Linked DNA regions of Homo sapiens: all the other regions are linked to region 6. The links are chromatin contacts, found by Hi-C or POLR2A ChIA-PET in ENCODE. All regions are on one chromosome and are shown on one strand. Each heading gives the region's core, a stretch centred on a gene start or an enhancer-like site at or near the end of the contact. The rest is flanking DNA. Distances are from core to core; before and after follow the strand shown.

The links. Hi-C counts contacts between places; a loop is a spot of excess contacts on that map. ChIA-PET counts read pairs that join two places held with the same protein, here RNA polymerase II (POLR2A). Pooled maps may share reads with other maps.
Region 1: a loop to region 6 is called in a map with no recorded cell type, with 11 times the contacts of the local background. The contact joins two enhancer-like sites. A Hi-C loop is called at or near these places in 20 of 37 single-sample maps with no recorded cell type and 6 of 50 pooled maps.
Region 2: a loop to region 6 is called in a pooled map, with 4 times the contacts of the local background. The contact joins two enhancer-like sites. A Hi-C loop is called at or near these places in 5 of 37 single-sample maps with no recorded cell type and 5 of 50 pooled maps.
Region 3: a loop to region 6 is called in a map with no recorded cell type, with 15 times the contacts of the local background. The contact joins two enhancer-like sites. A Hi-C loop is called at or near these places in 6 of 37 single-sample maps with no recorded cell type and 4 of 50 pooled maps. POLR2A ChIA-PET finds 5 or more read pairs at or near these places in 1 of 52 experiments (WTC11).
Region 4: a loop to region 6 is called in a pooled map, with 4 times the contacts of the local background. The contact joins the promoter of GRAMD2B here to the enhancer-like site in region 6. A Hi-C loop is called at or near these places in 1 of 37 single-sample maps with no recorded cell type and 1 of 50 pooled maps. POLR2A ChIA-PET finds 5 or more read pairs at or near these places in 1 of 52 experiments (WTC11).
Region 5: a loop to region 6 is called in a map of endothelial cell of umbilical vein, with 5 times the contacts of the local background. The contact joins two enhancer-like sites. A Hi-C loop is called at or near these places in 1 of 168 maps with a recorded cell type or tissue (endothelial cell of umbilical vein) and 1 of 50 pooled maps. POLR2A ChIA-PET finds 5 or more read pairs at or near these places in 1 of 52 experiments (activated T-cell).

What each region holds. Positions count from the first base shown.
Region 1 is chr5:124,055,979-124,058,678 of GRCh38, forward strand. No RefSeq gene overlaps it. Among named protein-coding and RNA genes, the nearest start is that of LINC01170, 380 kb to the right of the region's middle. RefSeq lists an enhancer at 734-923. Within about 2 kb of position 1,418, at least 10 of the 41 ENCODE cell types and tissues checked have a DNase peak (open chromatin) inside an H3K27ac peak, as active enhancers do.
Region 2 is chr5:123,453,338-123,456,037 of GRCh38, forward strand. No RefSeq gene overlaps it. Among named protein-coding and RNA genes, the nearest start is that of CEP120, 31 kb to the left of the region's middle. Within about 2 kb of position 1,339, at least 3 of the 41 ENCODE cell types and tissues checked have a DNase peak (open chromatin) inside an H3K27ac peak, as active enhancers do.
Region 3 is chr5:126,444,264-126,446,963 of GRCh38, forward strand. All of the region lies in intron 1 of GRAMD2B (GRAM domain containing 2B), which reads left to right. Among named protein-coding and RNA genes, the nearest start is that of GRAMD2B, 22 kb to the left of the region's middle. RefSeq lists an enhancer at 563-1,762. Within about 2 kb of position 1,353, at least 10 of the 41 ENCODE cell types and tissues checked have a DNase peak (open chromatin) inside an H3K27ac peak, as active enhancers do.
Region 4 is chr5:126,421,959-126,424,658 of GRCh38, forward strand. It overlaps GRAMD2B (GRAM domain containing 2B), which reads left to right and starts at 1,451. Exons shown (of 14, transcript NM_023927.4): 1 at 1,451-1,731. The coding sequence starts at 1,649. RefSeq lists a silencer at 1,426-1,555.
Region 5 is chr5:123,880,545-123,883,244 of GRCh38, forward strand. No RefSeq gene overlaps it. Among named protein-coding and RNA genes, the nearest start is that of CSNK1G3, 370 kb to the left of the region's middle. Within about 2 kb of position 1,292, at least 2 of the 41 ENCODE cell types and tissues checked have a DNase peak (open chromatin) inside an H3K27ac peak, as active enhancers do; they include endothelial cell of umbilical vein, where a contact is called at or near this core.
Region 6 is chr5:125,410,848-125,413,547 of GRCh38, forward strand. No RefSeq gene overlaps it. Among named protein-coding and RNA genes, the nearest start is that of LINC02240, 81 kb to the right of the region's middle. RefSeq lists an enhancer at 819-1,318. Within about 2 kb of position 1,289, at least 17 of the 41 ENCODE cell types and tissues checked have a DNase peak (open chromatin) inside an H3K27ac peak, as active enhancers do; they include endothelial cell of umbilical vein, where a contact is called at or near this core.

The DNA.
Region 1 (2,700 bases), core at 168-2,667, 1.4 Mb before region 6:
CACAAACCATATGGCAGGTTTTCAAACCAGTCACAGAAACACATTCATCTGCCACACTTCTTCCTTGCATTCAGAAGCTTGACAGTGATGAGTTTTACTTGACTATGTCTTTAGAAACAACTCTGGGCTTGTTCTGTAACCCTAACAGAGGCAGCTGGAATTTACAAACCCACTGTGAAATGTGATGGGCTCAGTGTGTTTCTTCTCCAGCAGTGTCTTACTTCTCTTAGTGAAATTTCTGTCCCAATCTTGTGAATAGAAAAGCGAGGCTGGGGGTTTGGGGATGGAGTGGGAGGAAGGAAAATCTACATCATAGAGAAGGTTTACATATAGAAAAACACAGCATAGTGGGGTAGATCTCAAAGTCTATTGCAGTTTTCTGAAGGGCAGAAGGTGGGTTTTTTGTTGTTGTCTATCATTTTCCTTAGAATTACCAAGGGTAAATTAAGTGCTGCTCTAGAAGCCCTGTCATGGCCAACAACTCGGCAATGGACTGTTGAGGTCTTGAGGTTTCTGCAGAGGTATTTTCAGTTGGTGGGGCTCCAGCACTTTCTTGTTCCGCAGTTCTAAGCCTATTTGCATGAAGCATTCTTCAGGTTAACTGCTCAACTCTCACCTTCATGAATCTGGCATATGAGCAATTATCTCTCTCCAAGGACCGGCATTTGTTGGTCTGATTTTCTCGTTCATAGAGTGATGAGATTTCTGCTTGACGTCCTAGTGCCCCTGAGCCTGGCAGGACATGAGTGGTACTCCTGGGCAACCACAGCACTGTTCCAGATAAGAGCAGTTCTCACTCTGAGGACCCTCAAGTCTTCCATGAACTCAGGTCCTTAAAGACACAAGAACAAATACCTAAACGGGAACTGCGCCGAGACGTGTGTATGTGTGTACATGTGGGTACCTTATGTGGAAGCACACACATGTACATGTGCGCAGGAGCTGAAGGGAGCATGATAATTCCCTACGATGCCATGAATAAGAGAACAGCTGTTTATCTCAGATATTAAAAGAATGTCAATTGGGTTGAGTTTTCTTTTGGCACAAGAATAAGGAATGCTTAAGTTTCCCACTTGCATTTAATTTATTTTTAGGTTTATTCACCACCATTTGTCAGGTTTCTTGAGCGTGACCTGAAACTGACCTTTAGATAAACGTGAAGGCAAACAGAGCCCTGAAACTCTATCTGTATGTTCTTTTGTCTTGGGAACTGTAAATCGGGGCATTAGGTGAATAACACAGCTTGGCTTTGTGTCATGAAAAGTAATTCGGGCTGTGGTAAGGGCAGGATTTATGAAGCTGTCTGGCTAGACTTGGGCAAAATGCCAGCTTACACCTGCCTTGCAGATATGGATGTGTGCAGTTGTCACCTTGCTGAAGCAGCCAAATTCCTTTCACTGGATAGAGGCATTGCTCTGCCACCAAAGCTGGGAGCGGGTAGGGAGGCACTGGTGGGGGCACCTGCTGTGGAGGAGCGAAACAGTCTTTAGGAAACAGACAGCATAGACTTCCCTTTTTGAACTTCCCTTTTCTAACTCCCAGGCAAAACTCTCTTTAAAAAAAAATGTAATTACTATTTCCAAAACATTGTAAGTAATCTTGTGGGGTTGGCAAGAAAATGAAAGTAAATCAATTTGCAAAGCTTTACAGCTTTTTTTTTTTTTTTTTAATGAGAGATTGTGTCATAGCTAAGGTGGCTATATAATTTATCATCCAAACAGGGACACTTTTCAAAGTGAAAAAGGGAGGGCTGTAATTAATTCAGCCAGGACAACAGGCATAAATTGGGGCTGTCTGAGGCAAACCAGGATGGACGAGGACCCTAGTCATGAAAATTTACACTGCCACACAATGAACCCACCAAAGGACTGTTGTGTTACAAGGATGCTTCTCTAAGAAGTGACAGAAATTACACTGTCTCGTTGATGGTGCTGGACTCCCTCCACAAAGCAGATGGCCAAATTGTCATGATGCCAAATCACACTGCAGAATTTCTGTAGTAAAATCGTCATGCGCCCTTTTTCTCAGTGCCTTCCCCATCTCAGAAAAGTGCAAAAGCTCAGCAAATCCTTGCTTTTCCTGAGAATGGCCATCAGATAATATACAAAGCCTGGTCAGCATCTGATTAATTAGGATAAAGGCACAAGGGAGAATGTACAGTGTATGGGGAATAGCACTGATCTTTTTTATCTCAATGCTAATGAACTTTGACATGAACTTCCCCTTCTCCAGCAAAGTCATTTCTTAGAGTTTTCAGCTTTCTCCCCACTTTCTCATACTTTATAGCTTCACTGGTGTATTCATTTCATATGGATGCCATAACAAATAATAAAAAAATTTGGTGTCTAAAAACGAGAAATTATTTTCTCATAACACTGGGAGCCAGAAGTCTGAAATCAAGACGTCAGCAGGACTATGCTCCCTCCAAAGACTTTAGGGGAGAATTCTTCCTTACCTCTCCCAATTTGTGGTGGCTCCTGGTGTTCTTTGGCTTGTGGCAACATAACTGCAAACTCTGCCCCTCTTTCCACATGGCCTTCTTCTTGGGTCTCTGTGTCCTTTCCTCTTTTATAAGGATACCTGTCATTGAACTTTGTGCCCACCTTATATCTGGGATAATTTCGTCTTGAGATTTTTAAATAACTACATCTGCAAAGATCTTATTTCCAAATAACATTCTGAGATTCTGGTTTGACACAG
Region 2 (2,700 bases), core at 89-2,588, 2.0 Mb before region 6:
AAGAAAATAGAAAGTCACATAGGTAACCTGATTGATCTCAGACCAGTGTGTTTAATACTGCAAGGCAGTATAGTAAAGGGGTAAAGAGAGAAGTCTGGGGTCAGATTGTCTGGGTGGGTCTGATTTTGGGCTCTATATTTATTACTGTGTCACCTTAGGTAAGTCATTTAACTTTTCTGCGTCTCAGTTTTATCATCTAAAAAAAAACCCTTAAGATAATAATAGTATCCAACTTAGAAAGGCGATGATTTAGGACTTGTAAGATGCTCAGAAGAAATGTTGTCTGTGGTCATTATTGCACATAGGCTAATATTGAGGGGAGAACACTGGTTCATTCCCCTGCCTGTGATTTCAGGAATTCTGCCCCACTTAAAGTCTTACCAATATATGTCTGGATTCCCCATTTAAGGTTTTCATGGGCTTACAAAAACTCAGATCCTGCCTAAGCTACCTGAGGGTACGTTTTACCTCCCCTGCTGCTGGTCCTGTGACAAGGCTAATGTCTAGCCACACCAGGGTGCCTCCCCTAGATGCTCCCAACATTGGATTTCCAGGAGTCTTACTGTACCAAAGCCAAGGTCTTTTCCACCCAGAAGGGAAGGGAATACTTAGCCTCCTGCCTCTTGATGCCACATTCTACTCCCTTGAGTGCTTTAGGGAATTTGCTTCGATGCTTCATGCCTACTACGCCTTTCTCTTTAAACTTCACGCTTGGGGCCCTGGCTATGAAACAGGGATACCTGAGGCACAAAACCTCCCTACCTCTCCCGTTTTTCAAAGAGCAACTCTCTGGCAAATGGACTCATGAAAGTCCTGCTTAAAAGTTCCTCAGACATGTTTGAATGGGCTTAAATCTTACTTTAGGCTCAGTCCAGGACTCTGATTCCCCTTTCCTGGTTACATAAAGATGCTAATAAAATCCTGAAACCCCCTTTAAGCAATCAGCAAACAGAATCTCCTCTTAGTTTTCCCTTTTGGGCAACTGTATATGCCTGCACTGTATTCAGTAAACATATTTCCTAAACAAAGTAAAGCTTTCCATATGCTTTTGTGATTTTAACACATTACTGATTGAGCACAGTAAAAGCCTGAAATGCATGCAGTGCTAGTAAGATAGTCCCATGGGTATCTACTTCCTTAAACAACTTTCCCTCAAAAGTACTAAATGTCTCCATAATATCAACTATTGATAAAGTTCTCAATTCAGTGTTATGTCAGTTGAGGCAACCCACTGATTTATATTTCCTAGAAGGCTTTTTCTTTGAGAGTTAGAATGGTAGACAGAAAAGGAAATTAATCTACATGAAACTCTAAGGGAAAAATGTAGGTTTACAAGTAGTGAGGAATGGCGAACTATTTTTTTTTTTTCTGCAGGACATTTCTGATGAGTCATGTTTATATGCACAAGTATGTATACCCACTGTTACTACAGGCATAGTAGAGATACAGTTGGCTGCAGGCTGTACACAATAATCTGAAGCCTGGCTGTAAACCTTCTCTTCACATTAATCTGCCACACACTCTGATGATTAGGAATCCCTGATCCACTAATAATCTTTTCTACTATGAATATATAGCTGAACAATTTGTGATTACAGTTGCTAATATATCCTGAAGTACATCTAACCTCCAGTTGATGTCCCATCTGGTGGTGTTTCCAGTTTTGTGAGCTTTATCTCTGAATCAACTTTAATAGAAAATAGTAAGGTCCTGAAGCACTAGTAGTCACTTGGTTCTGGAACCCTATTTATCTCTGCATTTCAATAATGGGCATTTTTATGTAATGCCAATGAGCAGGGAATGTTCACAGAATGCACTATGTAGGGATTCCCTAATATCTGCGTTGTAGCAGCATCTAACCATGTGCCATTCAAGCATATTGTAAGCAAAAGGGATGGATTAGCCCAGTGTGGAACAATTAGAAATGAGCCAGCTTGCCTGAAACAAAGGCTACGGAAAGAGATTAAGAGTAGAGACATCTGCTTACCATCAAGGGTAGACTATAAATAGCAGTAGCAGCCTGAAACCAGAAAGTGATATATATATATATATATATATATATAAATGGAAAGGTCTATTGTTCACATACAAACTTTCCAAAACCATCACGACTGCCCCATCATCATTATCACTAATATTCCTTTGCAAATATTTATATTTAATATGCATTGAAAAATCAGGTTGCTTGTTTTAACATAAAACCAGAGTGTGTGATATAGGATGGTATATATTATTTTCAAATTTTAAAAGGAAAAAGAAAGCTCATAAAGGAATTACCCCAGTTATTCAGAGAGTTCAAATGTTTCTGTTTTGGTTATCCATCCTCTCTGATACAGCTCACAGGGAAGCTTCAAGTAGTTAGGAACTAAAAGGTATAAACCAATATTCACCGAGTCTTCTGAAAACACCATGACTTGCAGTTTCACAATTTTAAGAGACAGCACCCTGCAATACCATACTGTGCTTGAACATATGCAAAGAAGGATAATTATAACCATTTTTCAGTCTTGTGCAACTAGAAGTGGAGATATTGCACCCGATCTGCAAACTTCATTATGAGGCCACTAGGGTGTCCATCACTGTCAAATTCCTATTGGCATTTCAATTAAAGAGGAAGGATGGGGAGAGGGAAAGGGAAGTGAAAGGAGGACAAATATTATTCCTAGAAAATAGGCTCAGATATTTGTACTTAATATTTTC
Region 3 (2,700 bases), core at 103-2,602, 1.0 Mb after region 6:
TGTGCAGATGTCTGTCTGCCTTAAGAACAAGCTGGCCTTCTAGCTTAGAAAAGACCTTTCTTCCGTGCCCTCTCTAAGGTAACTTGCCTATTTGGTATCTGAAGCCATTCAAGGAGATGTTATGAATTATTGTTTTGTAAAAGCCATTTTTTATGAACTGAATTCCGCAGATTTTTTGTTCTAAGAATTGGCAAGAACCTTTTGCAAAGATAAGGGGACAGGTGCCCTTTGAAGTATATGTTTATGATTGATCAATTCAGAGAATCTAATACTTTTGAGAGCTGATTTTTGTACCTAGAATTCCATATTTTGTTTCAAACGTACTGCTCATTTTTTAGATCTATACAGAATTGTTACAAACCTTGTAAAGTCTCCAAGATAAATGAGGATGTTCATATGAAAACCCAGACAATCTTTTCTTTTCTTCTCCTCTTCAACTTTTATTTGTAGTTCCAGGGTATATGTGCAGGATGTGCAGGTTTGTTACATAGGTAGACGGGTGCCATGGTGGTTTGCTGCACAGATCAACCCATTGCCTAGGTATTAAGTCCAGCATCCATTAGCTATTCTTCCTGGTGCTCTCCCTCCCACCTCTCCTGACAGGGCTTAGTGTGTGTTGTTCCCCTCCCTGTGTGCATGTGTTCTCATCGTTCAACCTCCACTTAAGAGTGAGAACATACGGTGTTTGATTTTCTTTTCCTGCATTAGTTGGCCGAGAATGATGGCTTCCAGCTCCATCCATGTTCCTGCAAAGGACATGATCTCAGTCTTTTTTATGGATGCGTAGTATTCCATGGTGTATATTTACCACATTTTCTTTATCCACTCTATAATTGATGGGCATTTGGGTTGATTCCATGACTTTGCTATTGTGAATAATGCTGCAGTGAACATACTTGTGCCTGTATCTTTATAACAGAATGATTTCTGTTCCTTTGGGTACATACCCAGTAATGGGATTACTGGGTCAAATGGTATTTTTGCCTCTGGGTCTTTAAGGAATTGCCACACTCTCTTCCACAATAATTGAACTAATTTACACTCCCACCAACAATGTAAAAGTGTTCCTTTTTCTCTGCAGCCTTGCCAGCATCTGTTTTTTCTTCACTTTTTAATAATCGCCATTCACTGGTGTGAGATGGTATCTCATTGTGGTTTTGATTTGTATTTCTCTAATGATCAGTGATGTTGAGCTTTTTTTCATATGAAAAATCCAGACAATCTTGAGGGCCAGCACAGCCTGAGGACTTGCTGACACAAAGTATTGACGGGCCAGAGGAAGTGGGCAGCCTGGATATCACATCACCCCATGTCTGCTGCTGCTCAGGTTTCTCTCACTGTCTCTTGGGTATGTGGTGGGGAGTGGGGGGTGAGGAGGGGGTGGGAGGGCAGATTAAAGAGAAGCAGCTGCAGCCTGAGGCACAGACAGGATGCAGAGTGACTCCATCATCCCACCTAGAGTCATGGACACCACCCACTTTGATACATTCTGTTCACAACCATAATTCCTTTCATGCTGATTCGTGTCATTGGGAATCTCTCTTCTTCAGCTTCAAGAGAGCCGAATCTGACTCAGGTGTTGAGATTGGGGAATGGCATTTCCATTTCTTCCTCTCTCCAGTATAGCCAGAGCAGGAAGGGCAAGAGAAAAGGGGTCCTGGTACCTGGTGATGTCAAAGTAGGCAGCTCCTACTGCTGTGCTAGCAAGAGCCATGTGGACTAGTGTGAGAACAGGAACTCTCCCAAGTCCCCTACTGGGTAACCAGATACCCAACAGTGTGCCTAGAGATGCTTTAGTCCACTCCAATCCTAAATACTACTACATTGTGCTAATAGTTTCCCTGAAAAACAGCCATATTTCACTCATTTTTTTAAAAATCAATTACAATTTTTAGCCTTAAGGTTTGATATTGGTATTGTGTTTATTTTTTCAAAGAATCTTTATCTTGTAGAGTTATACACTGCAATAGTTACAGATGAAAAGATAGTGTGGTCTGGGATTTGTCTCAAAACCAGTAGGAGGTAGGAGTGGTGGGCTACAGGTATATAGATGAAACAAGATTGCCTTGTTTATACTATTCTATCTACTTTGTACCTGTTTTCTATGTTATAAAATGTTCATAGTAAGTGGTTTAAACTTCAAAAATCATTTCTGAAAATAAGTGGATACCCTTATTTACTCAGCTGTGCTATAAATTTCATATTAACCCCCCAAAACTAGACCAGTCTGAGTGTTTCTAATAAAATCCAGCAGTAACCGTGACTGATTTTAAAACATTCACTGCTTCTCTTATCTACAATGCCTAGCTTCATTAGTCATGTAGAAAATGTTTACATTCCCCAAGCTTTTAAAAATTAAAAAAAAAAAAAAAAAAAACCTATGTGTTCTCAATTTGAGTAAGGTGTGACGGAGAGCAGCTCTGTGACACAGGCTGAGGGAGGAGGATTTGGTGTGGAGGCGAGGAAACTGGGGCCCTTACTAAGACACTGAAATATGATAAACATCCTTATGAAGATGCCACTCCCAGAAACTGGGACTTGAGCTACTCTTAGGAAGCCACAGACCATGGAATACAGATTCTTCTCCTGGAAACTTCTCCATTTCCAAGAAGGCATAAAATGAAGGAAAGCAATCCTCTTTCCTTTCCGTTTCTTGGAATCTAATATCTAAGCATTACCCTTTACACTCTAGCAAAGTAA
Region 4 (2,700 bases), core at 201-2,700, 1.0 Mb after region 6:
TACTGTTGCCACTTGTAATTGTTTTGAAGTCAAGTCAGGCTTCCAATAATAACGTTTATATTAATTATTCTAATTGTCAACTACTCCATTGCAAATTAGAAAACCACCAATACAAATGTCATTTGCTATAACAAGTCAATGTTTATACAAGCTTGCCCAACCTGCAGCCCAGAACAGCTGTGAATATAGCCCAATACAAATTCATAAACTGTCTTATAACATGGTGACATTTATGCACGGATTTTTTTTTTTTTTTTGAGACAGGGTCTCACTCTGTTGCCCAGACTGGAGTGCAGTGGTGCATCTTGGCCCACCACAACCTCCATCTCCCAGGCTCAAGTGATTCTCCTGCCTCAGCCTCCCAAATAGCTGGGATTACAAGCGCCTGCGCCACCTCACCCAGCTAATTTTTGTATTTTTAGTAGAGATGGGGTTTCACTAGGTTGGCCATGCTAGTCTCGAACTCCTGACCTCAAATGATCCACCCGCCTCGGCCTCCCAAACTGCTGGGATTACAGGCGTAAGCCACCGTGCCTGGCCCCTGCACAGACCTTTTTTAAAGCTCATCATCTATCCTTAGTGTTAGTATATTTTATGTGTGGCCCAAGACAGTTCGTCTTCTTCCAATGTGACCCAGGGAAGCCAAAAGATTGGACACCCCTGATTGAGAACAATGCCTGGAACTTTGTAGCTCTCAAAAGTTTGTTCAATGAATGAATGAGTGAATGCTTCCAATACAAAACCTTAGAACAGGCAAGTCAAAATGTCACCAAAAGGTGGGAAGAAGAGGCATTCACGGTACTGGTTGAGTGCATAGTAAATAAGGTACTTGCACAACTATGGGCAACAAAGAGACGGCTTGGGAATTATCAAACACCAATTTTGATTTTGATGAGAACAGTCATAACCCAATATTTGAAGATTTTGATGGTTGCTTCTTCTTTGCCCCTCTAACCACCCCCCCCACCCCAGAACGATGAAGGGTTAACCAAAACACCACCAAAGGCAACTACTTATTACCTTTGTTATTCCCACATAAAAAATTGAGCAGACCTATTGTTTAAGCAGAAGAGGCAGTCCCTCAATGAAGCAATATCCTGTTTGAATAATTTAGGATGGGGCATAGGCCAGCCCACACAGCGCATTTGTGTGACAGGGCGTCCCACTCAGACGTCTCCATTTCCGGTATCTAGAGCCGGCTGCCCTCTAAAAATCCCCCTGTTACAGTCGGGATAGAAAACAAAAAGCTTAATTTACCAGGAGGCTAAACAGATTGTGCCTTCTTAGGCAAATGTTCCACCTGCTTGGCCAATTAGCTTCCTCTCCCGAAAGACTCGTTCAACAGGTTTCCTTTTTCTCTTCTCTGCCTCCTGGGTTGGGGAAAGAGGCTGTCACTTCGCTTCGACCCTCCCCTTCCCTCCCTCTCGGCTTTTCCACAGTGGGTCGGACCAATCGCGCCCGCTCCGACGTGTCCAGGTCCGCGGCCCCGGGAGCTTGGCGCGGCCCGGCCTGGATGCGCTGGGCGGAGGGTGCAGGGGAGGGCACGGCGCCGCTTGCTTGGCCTGCGCACCCGGACCTAGAAGCCGGGACGAGCCGGGGCAGAGCCAGGCGCGCGGAAGTCTGAAGGTGCCCTCCAGACACGGCCCCGATGACTGAACTACAGCAAGATGTGGAAGACACAAAGCCTGCGAAAGTGCTCGGGAAGAGGGAGAGCAAACTTGGCTCAGCCCAGTGAGTATTCTCAGCTGGGACCCATCCAAGGAGGTGGGAGGAGCGCAGCCTAAACTTCTCTGCCCCGGGACGCATTTTGGGTGGATGCGGATTTCTGGAGCTCCTATATGGACAATCTTGTGGCGCGCTCTCTCTGTCTCTCACTCTCTCTCTCTGTCTAGATATTCAGTTAAGGAGATGGTTTAGATTGATTGAAAAGTCTACTGTAGGATTTAAACAAATTCTCTTAATTCAAAACTCACTGGATGTTGGGAAAATAATTTTGTAGAAAATAAGCCTAACCACATTGAAGCTCAAAGTCCCAACACAGCCCTTCGTTTAGAATGACCATTTTCACAAATTCATTTTAGTTCAGCAAATAATTGAGTATCTACTTGTTCAATAACGATGGGCAATACAAGGATAAATGTTATTTTGGATCTGCCCTTCTGGAACTTCAAGAGCAGAGTGGGGATGGGGGAGGCACAAATGAATATTACTGTACTTCAAGGGACTTTGGTGACCATTGCCACATTAAACACACAGACAAGGTATGATAAAGAGTTTAGCCTATAATTGAGTCTTCTCTACTTTTAAAATATTTATCTATTTTGCAGTCTTTGGTAAAATTGGTTTGGGAGGAGAGGTTGTTTTTTTCCTACAAAGTGGTATTTTCTAAGCCTACTGAAGTCACTTCTAATTCAGTCTATGATTTTAGACACTAACCCTTCTGAGCTCTAAAACTCTTGTTCTGGTATCAGGATATGAGTAATTTAGGAAGGAGGGATATGTATTATCATAAGGTTATACTGATGTGATAATTCCACTTTGAAATCATTTTAAGTTGCCAAATTTTTGTGCTTAGAAACCCGGTCTAACTTCTGTTTTGAACTTCATAACTTACATTAATTATCACTAGGCTCAAAGTCTTGTTGAAGTCTGGGTGTCCCCATGGACATTTCTTCTAAGAGGATTAGAATGACTTGCTCC
Region 5 (2,700 bases), core at 42-2,541, 1.5 Mb before region 6:
CTGTGTAGATAAATACTATATGTTTCCTGATGTTAATGTTTGGCTTTGAGATAATAGTGGTAAATCAGCAAATTCAGGATCATATTTTGTTTGTTTTAGAAGTGCAGACAGGATCTAATCAATTTTTCTTGTTATATCTTCTTACAGAAATCCATTCAGAATGGTCAAGCTTCTTGAAATAGAATATATGCACATAAACTTTAAACAATATTATAATTGGGTCTGAGCTATTTTGAATTTTGGAATCCAGTTTGTCATAATTGGATCTTCAAATTAAAGCTCTGGGCAAGTATTTAGATATTAAAATATTAAAAGCATAACATGACCTGGTCATTCTTCATTTAGTGGTATTTGGGTTCCATTACTGAAATATATCCCATAGGGTATGGCCTAGTAGTAAAGCTACAGAGTTCTAGAATCAAATACTTTAAGTTGGAAATCTGTTGGGTTTCCAATACTTGCAGGCTGTAATACTTGTAGTACTGAAATACTTGTAGGCTGTGTGTCCTGAGGCAAACTACTTAACCTCTCTGTGCTTCTGTCTTTTCATGTGTAAAATGGGGCTAATGTAGTCCATGATCATGAGGTGATCCATGTAATGAGCTCTTAGTACAATGCCTGATACATTGTAAGTACTCAGTAAATGTTAGTTAAAATGAAGAAATAAACATACATTGTGCAATTCTAATTTACAATGAACAAAAATTTCATTCAGTAAAAATATTTATTATCAGAAAAAGGTCAAACTCTAGCTCTTTCACAGAATGCTAATTCATGAGATTTTAAATTTGTATTTTGATTATATGATTAATGATTAATGGTAGATGCCGTGTCAGACATACTATATGTAAAAGACCCTTCCCCTGATTCCACACATATAATCTGAGCATATCTCCTCTACAGTAAACACAATAACTGTGGCTTGAAAATAGCACTGAGTAAGGTGACATTATTTTTTCCTGGCAGTTTCACTCCTGTAGTCATCTTATAACTTTGAAGCAGATTAATCCATTAAAAGGTGTACTCCTAGTGTTTAATAATTGCCAGTAAAGTCTAATCAGATAGCAACCGCTACAGAAGAGCCTTCAAGAAATACTATAAGATAATTAAAACATAAAGGTTATGCAAAAGTAGCAAATCAATAGAGACAGTAAACATGGTTTATCAACAGTCCTGAGAACATTTTTTCAATTCTAAAATGTAAATGGACTTGGGATAGAGCACACGCTAGGATGATAGATAGGATCCCGGTAACAGTTTAATTAACTCCAGTTTCCTGTACGTTAAAGGTTGCCTCAACCCACTGGTTCATGTAACAAACTCTCTTAGGATTTCCTTAGCCGCTGTCTGATATGAAGACCAGGCAGCCTTCCTTCCTTACAGGGTTAAGTTTTGCCCTCCTCCTCTGGAGGCTTTATCAAAACACAACCCTCTGTTTTCTCTATAAATACACAGATATTTTTAATTTCAGCTAAAATGGTTTGACTTTGTAATCAAGGTAAAAGAAACACACACACACTGCCTAAGTAATGAGAAGAGTTTGCTGGGAAGAGTTGTGTAATTAAAATTACATATTAAAATTCACGTGCAGTGTGTGTAGAATTTTAGAAAAACCATGGCAGCTCTCCAGATGACTCATTTGCTGTTTTAATTCTTCTGTAATGTAGGCGATTTTATAATTAGCCACAGAATTGTGCCACTTGGTTAGTTCACAGTGAAAAGAATAATAAAGAATATTTACTATTAAATGATATTAAAACTGCTACTCTGAGCAGCCCTGGTAAGAAGTAGACATTTACTGTTCCTAGCTAGCCATTATAAATGGAATATAGCCAGTGCTTTGCTTGCAATAGTTAAACCTATTGGGCGAGATGAGGGTAAGCTTCATTTGAAGAATTGCAATATTTCTCAAAAATGACTGTGAGGGTCAAGTGTTAAAAGAAAAATTCTTTTTCCAACTGGGTGGAATTAGGTTTCATGCAATTAACTTTATCATTAGTAAATAAAAGAGTCACTTAACCTCTGCCCTTGCAGAAGTTCTTGATATTTTGCTTAGTAAAGGGCAAGAAACCTGTTATGGCTTATTTATTCACTTCGTTAAAAGGTTATTCTTAAATATTGTGATCTAGAAACACATAATACATAATGTTTGTTAATAAAGATATATTTACTACACCATTTAAAGAAGCTGGCTATTATATACTGCTCATTAGTGCTGTGAACGGGAAACCTTTTTCTGTTGTTCCCATGGGAAAGGTTATCGAGCTGTCAGTAAAGGGCTCATTTTCTTTAAATTAAAAATCACGGAAGAATCTTGTGTAGAGGATATTAAAAGCAAGTGTAGTCATGCTGTCTTATTGCAAGATGAGCTAGAGGTAAGTATGTGGTTTAATGCTTTTGAAATGAAAGTTAGAAATGCCGGCTACCTGTGATTTTGAAAATTTCTCTCTCTTCCAACAGTTAGGATTTTCATCCTGAAGCAGAAATCTAAGCTTGTTCTTCTAACAATGATTTAGAGGAAGAAATTTAACACCCCCTGCTTGCAACATCCATTTTTCAATAAATCTATACTTTCTCTGCCCTCCTCCGTGTTATCAGTCATCCACATCCCAGAGGAAATGCTTCAGGCTTGGGGTTAAATTAAGGTCCTATCTCTAGTGATTGTCTAGAATGCTGTCTACATTCTCAAACAAACTTATC
Region 6 (2,700 bases), core at 39-2,538:
GGATTTGATTTCCTCTTGAGACAAACCATCAGCCTTGCAGTAATGGAAATAGATATAGTTGGTAAAACAAATAAAAAGCTGGCATGCAGATAAAATGGGTTTCGGTTTAAAATAGTAATGTTGTAATTGAAGTGAACAATTACAGGGTTGCTCCTAGGCACAAAAGAAATACCATGAAAATGAAGTAATGTTTTTGTTAAGTATAGTCATTTCATGAAAATGTAGAGCTGCAGATGTCATTGTCTGCCAAAGGGAAAACTATACTTATTCTTCTATACAAAGATCATTTAATAACATTTGGCTAATTTTAATAATAATTGCTAATATTAACCCTATATTTCACTGGGAGTTTGAGGACAAAGGCTCCCTCCCCCGCCCTGTTCTTTCCCTGTCTTGGTAGTGAGCCAGGGAGAGCAAGTTCCTGTAAAAAGCCATTGGCAATGTGCTATCAAATCCCCACCCCCAGCAGCAGTCTACTCTTTTTTAATGTCTTATTTCTCTTTCTTTGTCAAGCATCTGTTATCAGGAATGGAGCCTGTTAGCTGGCAATTGGAGGTGCAGGAGGAACTGGAATAAAGAGGGGAAGGAGAGTGGGAACGCCAGGCAGGACAGGAAAGTGGGCTCTGGAATGTTCACATTTGATCCCCTGCACATTCTTTCTTTTTTTTTTTTCCTTTGGTCTGTTGCAACTTGTCTGTGAACCATACGAAATTCAGAATAGAAACTTCCATTTTTAGAACTTGAAATCTTTTCATTTTCATACACACACAAACGGAGGCAGCCAAGGCCACAGGATATCACAAGAAACATAAGTGTCTCATTGACTCTGAAAAGACAGTGACACAAATACACTTTCACAAAATGCTCAGCTGGGTCCCAGCCTGCCACTTGGCCCTTTCTCCCACTCCTCCGTTTCATTGCATTGAAGGAAGAGACATGCACTGTGTTTCCTCCTCAGGTTTTAGTAATTAAAACAATATTGTAGCTCTTTGAAGTTTTATTTGGAAATATACTGCGCTTTGTTCCCTCCAATGCTGCCTGGCTCACACAGCCTATTTGGCGCATTTGGCATCTCTTTATCCAAGGGAAGCGCTTTTCCCGGGGTTGGTATTTTTTTTTTTTTCTTGGCATCACAGCATTGAAGAAGGCACAGAGGAGTGAGAAAATGAAAGTCCCCCTTAACAAAGGATTGAGCTGTGACTTCTTAAGAGAAAAGGTTAAATTGACTGGCTGCGTGTCTTGGAGTGAAACAGGAGAAGGGCTGCTTCCCTTTTTACTCACCGCCAGTCAGAATAATTCATTTCCTAAGGCAGCCTACCTGTGACAGTCACAGGTGACCTCCCAGCCTGCTAAGCTCGGATGATTTCCCCTTCCCATTGCCCGAGTGCAGCTCCTGCCAGAAGACAAATGTACTGCAAGTCGAAGACATATCTGTAGTGCGGAGGAAAAGCAGCCTGTCTACATATGTCATTTTAAAGCCTCGCACGGAGATTTTACTGCTTTCTTCACACTCTCACACTTACATAAATACACCCACACAGTACAGGCAAGTTCCCCAGACTCCCAAGCGTTTCTCTCCCATTAGGAGACATTTTAAAACAAATTAGCACCCTCCCCAAAAGCCTATTGGCCTAAATGTGTTTATTACTTTGTTTGCTGTTTTAAAAACTCTTCCTAAAGGCGTCAAACGAGGCTGGGGAGTTCCTACAGAATTAAGCACACCCTTCGTCTGTTGAGGAATATACACATTCGACAAAGACTGAAATCTCTCTTTTTTTTTTTCCTCTTGACACAGCGGCTGGTGACACATAAATGTACTTTTTTTCCTTTGACAGAGTAATAAAAATCTCATTATCTCTGAATAGGCAGCAATTTCGTTATCTAATCTTTTTACCAAAAGGTTAGTTAATTAATCAGAAACAAATCCTGATGATTATTTCAATAGAATTAGAAAGACAAATCACCAGAGTACAGCTAAATAGGGCAGGCCTGCGGTTTCACCTGCTCATTGCCATGCAGGCCCCGTGACTGTCAGGGCTCCTCCAGGCAGACAGCCTCCGGAACAGCAGCCAGCAGATGGCTGCGCCGAGCGGCCAGCCTGCCTCCGCTCCAATGCCTGTGATCCCATTACCTCACTGAATCCGTTACCAGGGTAACTGTTAAATTGCTGTGAAAGGCATGGTAATAAAGTAACCTGTCACATTGGCAATAAAAGGAGCAGAATTTTCCTGTTCACTGAACTTTGCAGCTCATCAATACTCACTTGATGGAGAAATTCACCACTACTCCTGGGTCAGCCACAGGAATCTTTCCATAAGGCTTCTGAAATGCAAACGAAAGTTTATGTAAACACAAGAAAAGATAGAATTAAAAGCTGGATTCTTAGCTGCACAGAGCAAATGCTTCTTTTTCTGTGCAAGGGCTCTGGGAGCTTGAAGAACATCAGATTGCTCCCTTTGTTTTTGTTGTTTTTTAATTTAAAGCATGCTAGATAAAAATAACCTTTGCTGGGGAAAGACAGCTGTGATTAATTCAAGACTGGGAAAACAAAGCACGAGGAAAAAAATCCTTTGTTCCTAAAATCTGTCTTTCTTTTTTTCAGATGCTATCTTACTGGCTCTTTTTATTAAAGGGTCAGGGTGCTTTAAAAAATGATTTGGATTTGAGAGTTTTTTTTTTTTTTGTTTTTTTTTTTAAGAA